2 separate regions of the Mus musculus genome follow, and region 2 is linked to region 1. A link is a loop called in an ENCODE intact Hi-C map of the cell type or tissue named here. Cell type or tissue: left cerebral cortex. All regions are shown on one strand. Each heading gives the region's core, and the rest is flanking DNA. Links, peaks and the distances in the headings are about the cores only.

What was found. Peaks named below come from ENCODE experiments on the same cell type or tissue, not always from the same donor. Only the 100,000 strongest peaks of a DNase experiment are listed, where the experiment ranks them.
Region 2: a loop joins it to region 1, with 2.1 times the contacts of the local background. A loop is called at or near these places in 2 of 42 quality-filtered maps.

The regions. Positions count from the first base shown.
Region 1 is chr1:15,767,883-15,773,238 of GRCm38, reverse strand. No RefSeq gene overlaps it. Among named protein-coding and RNA genes, the nearest start is that of Gm25168, 13 kb to the right of the region's middle. In left cerebral cortex, for the core only: no CTCF peak of the experiment used is centred there; DNase peaks (open chromatin) are centred at 2,214 and 2,661.
Region 2 is chr1:15,706,708-15,710,707 of GRCm38, reverse strand. Kcnb2 (potassium voltage gated channel, Shab-related subfamily, member 2) reads right to left here. Exons shown (of 3, transcript NM_001098528.3): 3 at 1-1,223. Among named protein-coding and RNA genes, the nearest start is that of Gm25168, 49 kb to the left of the region's middle. In left cerebral cortex, for the core only: no CTCF peak of the experiment used is centred there; DNase peaks (open chromatin) are centred at 240 and 1,538; H3K27ac peaks cover 508 bases.

The sequences.
Region 1 (5,356 bases), core at 761-4,760:
CCTCCCTCCCTCCCTCCCTCCCTCCCTCCCTCTCTCCTTCCCTCCTTCCTTTCTTCCTTCCTTCCTTTCTTTCTCCACTAGTAGGTGTTAGGAACATGTAACACAGTTCTTTTTCTTTTTTTCTTTTTCCTTTTCCTTTTCCTTTCCCTTTCCCTTTCCCTTTCCCTTTCCCTTTCCCTTTCCCTTTCCCTTTCCCCTTTCCTTTCCTTTCCTTTCCTTTCCTTTCCTTTCCTTTCCTTTCCTTTCCTTTCCTTTCCTTTCCTTTCCTTTTTTCTTTTTTTCTTTTTTTTTTGGACACAGTTCTTTAAGACCGTAAAATGTGTGTTTGCTTTGGATTGGAGTTTCTTCTAGGTTCAAAGCTGAGAGGAAGGGAGGAGAGAAGAGGGAATTAACAGAAGAATGTGCAACATGCTAGGTCTAATCTCCTTCTCTCATTCATCCTGGGACACAGGGCAGCCAAGCATTATATGATAAGGTTATAGCTTCAGAGGGCCATGGTCTACTACATGACTTATTTCCTTTCAACACTGCTCATCTTTCTCTGGGATGCTCTGTTTACCCCCATCTTCTGTGGAAGATCATAGAGGGTTTGCAGATGCAGGAGGCATGATATCCTGTCCTCACCAAAACCTTAGTGAATCCAATAGAGGCAGGAAGAGGAAATCTCTTCTGATGTGGACATCTGCCATTCATTTCAAGAGATATAGCAGTAGAGTCTTCTGAAGACCCTGTTGAGATGGGCACGGGGGTCATCATGGAGACAAAGTAGAGGGTGAAGATGAAGGGACATGCCCTGATGGGGGAAAACAGCTAGGTCTAGGGAGTGGAGTGGGTAGTTCTGAATTCTCCCACATCTGCAGGGGGGAAAAAGAGTCAGCAGATATGGAAAGGCAAAGGTGAAGGGCTAGTATTGAGTACTAAACCTGCATTCAATGTGGGAAAAGAAGGCATGAGGGCTTATGAGGTAGAGGTGGGACCAGGAAGCAAGAGGCTAGGGTATTGCTCTGTCTTTGTTAGGGTTTTACTGCTGTGAACAGACACCATGACCAAGGCAAGTCTTATAAAGGACAACATTTAATTGGGGTTGGCTTACAGGTTTGGAGGTTCAGTCCATTATCCTCAAGGCAGGAACATGGCAGCATTGAGGCAGGTTCAGTGCAGGAGGAGCTGAGAATTCTACATCTTCATCTGAAGGCTGCTATCAGACTACTGGCTTCTAGGCAGCTAGGATGAGGGTCTTAAAGCCTACACTCACGTGACACACCTACTTCAACAGGGCCACACCTTCTAATTGTGCCACTCTCTGGTCCTAGCATATACATGCATATAGGAACATCACATGCTCCCTCCTACACAGACTCTTCTATGCCTACCCCCTCCCCCAACACTCACTTTTCTCCACCACATGCAACTATAGCCTTTTTTATTCTCTGTAGCACACACAGAAGAACCATCCATTGCTCACCAAATTTGTGCTCAAGGTGCTGCCTTGACCACATTCAAACCTTTCTGATGATCACCAGCAACTAGAAATAATGTTTTCCAACAGTTCCGCAGGGAGCACACACCCCTTCAACACTTCCTTCAAATAAAGAGAAAAGGCTTCTCAGAGCCTCCCCAATGTGAATAATGCCCTATGTACAGAGATACCTGACAGCTAGTTCAGATTCCTACAACCACTAAAGAAATAGTGATCTCCATGAGATTTCAGCAGCTCTTAGCTTAGTAGACAAGCACGTGTTCTGTAGTTTGAATGCATCTATGCAGATCCACACCGCCGGCTAGTCAAAGGGAAATATGGTAGTTCATTCCTCACAGGCTTTGTCTATGAGTCAAGGGTCAGGAAGTACTTACCAGAGTAAGCACTCAACAAATGTCAGTCATCATTGTGTGCTCTCTCCCCCCTCTCTCTCTGCACCCTCTTCATTCTGTCCTCCCTCTTCTCATTACTCTTTCTTTCCTTCATCCCTCCTCCTCCCCTTTCTCCCATTCTTCTGCTCTTTTCTTTGTTTCTCATCTCCCTTTCATCATCTTCCTGTCTCACCTTCCCTCCTGAGCACTGCTTTCAACTATCTACTCCACACCATGGCATTGTAGACAAACCAGCACTTCTCAGACTCTAGTGTGCCTGCGAATGATATAACGGCCTTGTTAAAATTCAGACACTGACTCAAAAGCTCTGGGGTGGAGGCTGAGATTGCATTTCCAGCGTTGTCTGCAGCAAGTCAGCAGGCACTTGGAGACATGAGTACCATGTTAATTTTCTTAGTATTTCCAGGAACAAAGTGACCTTGAGAGCATTCAAATGTAGTAACTTTTCTTCCAGAACCCTCTTAGGTAGCAAGTTGCCCTCAGGAAATGTAGTCCCCTACTTCAGCCTGTAAGGTCCTTTGCTACTTCTCTGAAATCCAGGCATTTGTCATCCCAGCATGGGGCTCCTTATTGTATGGAGTTTGTATTTAACATGTTGACATTCAAGTACAGACACCTACACAAAACCAGACCTGGGTGTTAACTGAGGGCTGTGGACAACAGAGAGAAGACTCCAGAGTCTATTTTAAATTCTGTACAGAACTGAGGTCCAAATGACGACTGAAATGTTGAGGGTGAACACACGCTCCAGATGTCACGCAGCCTTCACATGTCTTAACAGTCATCTCTCTCTCCACATAAATACACACGCCCACAGGGTGTAGGATGTTGCAGCATATCGTCAAGTATTCATAGCTAAGTATTTTACTCCGTAGTGAAACAACCCTGGGCTGTGATGTGAACCCATCTGGGACATGAACATTCAGAAGGCTGGCTGCTCTCAACCATTGTGCCTGTCATGTAAGCAACATATTTATCTAATCTGGCTGCATTTTGTGAGATTACAGGCCCTGCTCTATTACATCTTTACATATGCAAGAAGAAGATAATTATTTGCTATGGAAACATTGACATCACAGTCACATGAATTTGGGTGGGCCTTAGGCTATACAAAATAGTTCACCCCACAGTGTGCAAGTTGTTATTGTGTTTAGGCGGCACCAGCTGTGTGGGTCACCCCTCACACTCGTGGTTTGGATTACATAGTCTGGAAGGCTGTGGTGGTTCACTTAGGAGAAAATGTTTAAGTAGCAGGGACATCTTGTGACAAATGTATGGGCCCAAATGGGAACAGTGAGAACAGAGCAGAGAAGTAACCTACGATGATTTTCGCATTAAAAAAAAGAAAACGTTGTTAATTTTCTTCTTGCATTTGTAAATGTGAGGTATTTATGCATGTGTATATTTATGTTCATCTGTGTGTGCAAGCATACTTGTGTATGTGTGGGGAGGCCCACAGTTAACACTGGCTGCCTTCCTCCATCATTCCCCATCTTGCTGAACTTGAAGCTTGCTGTATTAGAAACTCTTGCCAGCCTACTAGGGATTCCCATCTCACAAGGTAAGATTACAGGCACGCCACGGTGCCCACCTGGCTAGTACATGTGGCAGTAGAGATCTGAGCTCTAAGCCCACACTCCCACAGCAAACCCTTTACCCATTGAACCATTTCCACAGCCCTGATCCTAACAGCTGATTTTATGTAGTGAGATAAGTAATCAAATGTTACAGTTATTCCATAAAGGGCTATGCCTGAGAGAAGAGCACGGTTTCTGCCAGCTAGACATCATTCTGAATGTTAACTTCTGGAAAATGGGGTGGGGGGTGCATTACCTAAAATCCTTGTAGTTGAATGGGGCTGAAGTCATAGTTACCATAGGAAGCCAATGGAACTAGGAGAGAGTGCTTGGGCCTGGTTTGTGGGTAGGGGAGATGAAGCAGGACTGCCCAACGATACACCTACCTATCTGTTGTGTGTAATTTTTGGAAACACACTTCCCCTTGCCTGGTCTCCTTGCCCCGTACTGTGGCCCCTCATGACTTAGCTCCAAGATCACACAGATGTTGGCTCCACTTCCATTCTGCCTGTTCCTCCTGAGAATGCCCAGGGCCACTGCTTGCCACCAACTGGCCAACCTGCAGCTGGCCCTGCCATCGCCAGTGACCACTGATATCCTTTCTGTCTCCCAGCCTTCTCCTGAGAATCTGAGCCTTGCTGCTCCTTCCACTGCAATCTATGTTGCTGTGCTGGAGCCTAATGCAGGCAAAGTGTCAGGTAGCCAAACTGGAGTCTTTGCTGTGGGCCAGGCTTCGACCTTCTCAAGTGTCTTTAGCTCTCTCCTGCCTCATCACTGGGAGAACTCAGTAGGATATCCTCGAGCTAAAACCCAGACACATATAAGGGTCCCCCTCACCCCCAAACTTTGGGATTCCAGGGAAAGAAAGCTACATTCATGCTCAGGTTTTCCTGTGCACCCGCCCTGGCATTTCTCACTCTCGTTACTAAAAGCACCTCTGGCTCTGGTGATTTCTGCTTCAGGTGAGCAAATCCGGACTGTGAGTCTCTCTTTCTTTGTTTCTCCAGATTTTGGTGTGGCACATTACCCTGTTCACAAGTCTTTGTTGTGTATAAGAGGTCATTGATTTTCTGTGTACATTTTGCTTGTTAAAAAGACAGAAATGGCAACATCCAAACTTACACATTGGAGAAGAAGGGAGAAAATCTGTAATATTTTTTCCCCCCTGAATTTATAAATGAGGAAGCCAGTGGGTCTCAGAGACCAGCAGAGGTGCATTCAAGTTACCCAACTTACACAATGGCTGAACGAAAAGTAGCTCCTCCAACTTCACACTCACAGCTCACTCTAATTAGCACATAAACCACAGGGGTTTCTTTTCCTTTCATTCTCAGAAGTTTTTGGATAGTGCTGGGAAACAGAGTCTGCTGACTTCTGGAATTTCTTTATTAAGTGCTGTCAGAAGCTGCAGTTTCTTCTGGCTGAAGGCAAACTAATTTGGCTCTCAGTTCAAAATATCAAATAACCAAAGCTATTTCTTTTATGTAATTTTTAGTTACCCTGATTTTTAGGTTCTGTAGTATAGTAAAGTATCCAAGGATGTTTTTGTTATTGATTTTTTAAAAAATTTAAACAATTTTTTTATTAGATATTTTCTTTGTTTAGATTTTAAATGATATCCCAAAAGTCCCCGATACCCTCCCCCCACCCTGCTCCCCAACCCACCCACTCCTGCTTCTTGGCCCTGGCATTCCCCTGTACTGGGGAATATAATCTCTGCAAGACCAAGGACCTCTCCCAATGATGGCCAACTAGGCCATCTTCTACATATGCAGCTAGAGACACGAGCTCTGGGTGCATATGTAGTTAGTTCATATTGTTGTTCCTCCTGTAGGGTTAGAGATTTTAAAGACAGGGTCTCATCAATGAGACTGACCTCTGACACACCATACAAGGCCTTGATCCTC
Region 2 (4,000 bases), core at 1-4,000, 62 kb after region 1:
GAGGTGCTCTTCATGTCCACGATGACCTCGGTCTGTGCCACAGCCAGCTGCTCCTGTGGGCAGATCACCTCTTCCATTTCTATCTCCTCCTCATACACACATGGCCTCTCAGGCTGTTCTTGGCAGTCTGGATTCGGGTGGGAATGAGGCTGTGTCTTGGTGATTTCATTGTATAGCATCTCCAGCTTCTGGGCACTCAGATGCTGTGGGCTGGAGGAAGAAGTATTGTTCAGATGTTCGTGGGAGTCATTTTGGCTAACCTCCTGGTACTTATTCTCGTAAGATTTGTTGGAGCTCGTTTCTGACAGCGCCTTCCTGGCCCACTTCCACCGGCTTGGAGACAGGTGATTATCATCTACTGAGTCCTTGGTATTGGCTGACTCTCCAGCCTTCTCCACAGCCACGTCTATCAGTTCCATACTTCTAGCAAAGGCATCCTTTAAGTTCATAGAAACGATGCTGCCATTTCTTTTGGCTCTTTCAAGAGCCTCTCTCCTTTTAATAGCTTTCTCCTGGCGTTTTTGCTCCTTATAGAACTCAGAGAAATTGTTCACAATGATGGGTATAGGAAGGGCAATAACCAGGACTCCTGCAATGCAGCAGAGACCACCCACAATTTTTCCTAACAGTGTTTTAGGGTAAATGTCACCGTAGCCCACAGTGGTCATGGTGATGGTAGCCCACCAAAATGATGCAGGGATACTGGTGAATTTGGTAGCATCTTCATCTTTCTCAGCAAAAAACACCAAGCTGGAAAATATCATTATCCCCATGGCCAGAAATAATATTAATAAACCTAACTCATTGTAACTTCGCCTGAGTGTGAAGCCCAGAGACTGCAGGCCCGTTGAGTGTCTGGCGAGTTTCAGTATCCTGAGGATACGCATGATTCTGAAGATCTGGACCACTCGTCTAACATTCTGGAACTGCAGCACACTTTTGTTAGACTCGGTGAGGAAGATGGTTACATAGTATGGCAAGATGGCCAGAAGGTCAATGACATTCAGCGGGCCTTTAAAGAATTTCCATTTATTCGGTGAGGACAGGAATCGTAAAAGATACTCCATGGTAAACCAGGCAATGCACACAGCCTCTACGTGTGCCAACTTCCGGTTGTCACTGGGTTGCCCAAACTCGTCGTTTTCTTGCAGCTCTGGAAGTGTGTTGAGAGACAGAGCAATGGTGGAAAGAACGATGAACAGGATAGACACGATGGCCAGGATCTGGAAAGGAGAAGGAGGTCCATGTTAGCAAAGCTTCTTTGTTGCTCTGGCAACCACACATGCTTTGGTGGTTCTTTGAATGATAGAGAACACGCTTAGTTTTTCCAGAAAGGCTTTACAAAGGTCTTTATAACCTAGAGTTCCCTAAGGATTACAAATACTTTATCACTTTATGAGCAATTTTGTTAAACAACCTCATGCACATTTAGATTTTGGTAATTTGGCAGAACCTGAGTTCTCCTTACTCACCACTGTCTGAAGTGTGGGTTACTGCCAATTGGATGAAGGCTCCATATGGTTGCCATACCTTTTTGGGGGTAATCATCTGGTATCTCTTGGTAGCTCAATCTTCTTTTCATAGTTACCCAGTTTGTGTTGCTTGAGTGAATTATCTTACACGGTATATATGGTTTTTATAGCTGTGCACACCAATGCAGAACTCAAATATGAAGGAGTAGCCAGGCAGGATGCCTTCTAAGAGCAAACACTTCTCATTGGTCAGCATTGATTTGAGAAGCAATCGGGGATAGTTTTTGTCTGGAATACAGATTTCTGCTCAACATCACATGGGGGAAGAAGATCACACACTAACTTCATTCAGGAAGACTTTTTCATGAAGACTCTGAAGAACAGACATGTCAGTGAAAGGACAGACAGACACCCCAGGCTGAGGGAAGGGTAACACAAGGAGAAAAAAGAGGCCAGCATCATAAAGAAGCCAGAAGAGGATCTAGTGACTGAATTTTGGAGTCTGCTGCCCAAGCTCTGACATTGGCTATTTCGTTTACTGTGAGACCTTGGCTAAATTATGTGACCTTTCTGTGTCTTGTTACAAATATGTTGAATGTGTGCAATGGTCATGACTACTTCATGGTTGTGGTAACAATTGCATAGATGCAGACATTGCTCAACAGATAAAAGATATTCAGATTGTTGACCCAGGACTTCAACGTAGTGACACAAAGGTCCAGAAAGGGTATTTGGCAAATCTGTAAATCCATACAAAATATAGGTAGTTTCCTGATTCTAACTTAATATTCTAGATTATGGGAAGGCATAGCAGGAAGATTAAAGTTAGAGAGCAATGTGGGGATGTACCCATGCTTAGAAAAATTGGTACATTTGGAGCACATAGCTCTAGGAGTAGGAAACACTCTGCTTAGTTTGGGCCAACTGGCTTTCTCTGATATTTATCTATGTCCCTACGTGGATGAACGTCCAGCAGGAAGTAGTAACCCCTTGAGCTAATGCCCTTTAACTTTGGCAGGCATCATTAGTAACAGGTTTTGTATTTAGCTCTGAGAAAAATAACCGATCAGTGATTGTTTTACATAGACACCCAGCATCTAGTTAACATTTTCAAGCACAGTGATTTGTCTTGAGGCCATAGCTCAATGCTTATTAAACTGTAAAATAAAAATTCATTTGTATTAGGACTTTGGACTTCTATTCTGCCTCTTGGTATGTATACATATGTGTATGTGTGTGTGTAAAGGTACCTATGTGCTATGATAGTGCCTTTTTATCTTTATGCTTTTTTGTCTTTCCCCTAGAACCAGGAAATGTATTGTTGTTTCTTTTCTTTTTTTTTTTTTAAAGATTTATTTATTTATTATATGTAAGTACACTGTAGCTGTCTTCAGACACTCCAGAAGAGGGAGTCAGATCTTGTTACAGATGGTTGTGAGCCACCATGTGGTTGCTGGGATTTGAACTCCGGACCTTCGGAAGAGCAGTCGGGTGCTCTTACCCACTGAGCCATCTCACCAGCCCCGTATTGTTGTTTCTTGAATGTACTTCAGAATTCCCTTTTATTAAAGTTAGGCCAGTTGGCCTGGAGATATGGCTCAGTGGTTAAGAACATGTCTGTTCTTGTTCAGGACCTGAGTTTGGCTCTCAGCTCTCATGTCAGGTGTTCCCACTGCCTCTACCTCCAGTTCCAGCTCCAGCTCCAGGGGATCTGACACACCCTTCTGGCTTTTGTGGGCATCCCCCTACACAGATACACACATAAATAAAATGAATCCAGAGGGGGTGGATGATGCCAAGAAACAACTGGGCCGATGCGTGCATGTTCTCACAGAGAATGGAGCAGCACAGCATCTGCACAGGCTCAAGCCAGGTGGGGCCCCAGCACTGAGAGAGGAAAGAGGCATCAGTTCTCATCCCTAACTGTACTGGCTAGTTTTGTGTCAACTTGACACAGCTGGAGTTATCACAGAGAGAGGAGCTTCAGTTGAGGAAATGCCTCCATGAGATCCAGCTGTGGAGTATTTTCTCAATTAGTGATCAAGGGGGAAAGGCCCCTTGTGGGTGGGGCCATCTCTGGTCTGGTAATCTTGGTTCTATAAGACAGCAGGCTGAGCAAGCCAGGGGAAGCAAGCCAGTAAAGAACATTTCCTCCATGGCCTCTACATCAGCTCTTGCTTTCTTATCTGCTTGAGTTCCAGTCCTGACTTCCTTGGTGATGAACAACAATATGAAAGTGTAAGCTGAATAAACCCTCCCTCCACCCCCCAATTTTCTTCTTGGTCATGATGTTTTGTCCAGGAACAGAAACCCTGTCTAAGACAAATTGGTACCAGCATAGTGGGGTATTCCTGTGACATTTTGACCATGTTTTGGGGAGGACTGTGGAAGGACTTTGGAACTTTGGGCCAGAAGATCCATTCGGTGTTAAGAGCTCTGGCAAATGTTGTGTAGGAGCTTGGTTGAGAACAGTGCAGAAGATGGAGGCCTGGCTTGTGAAATTTCAGAGGGAAGATTAAAGACTTTTT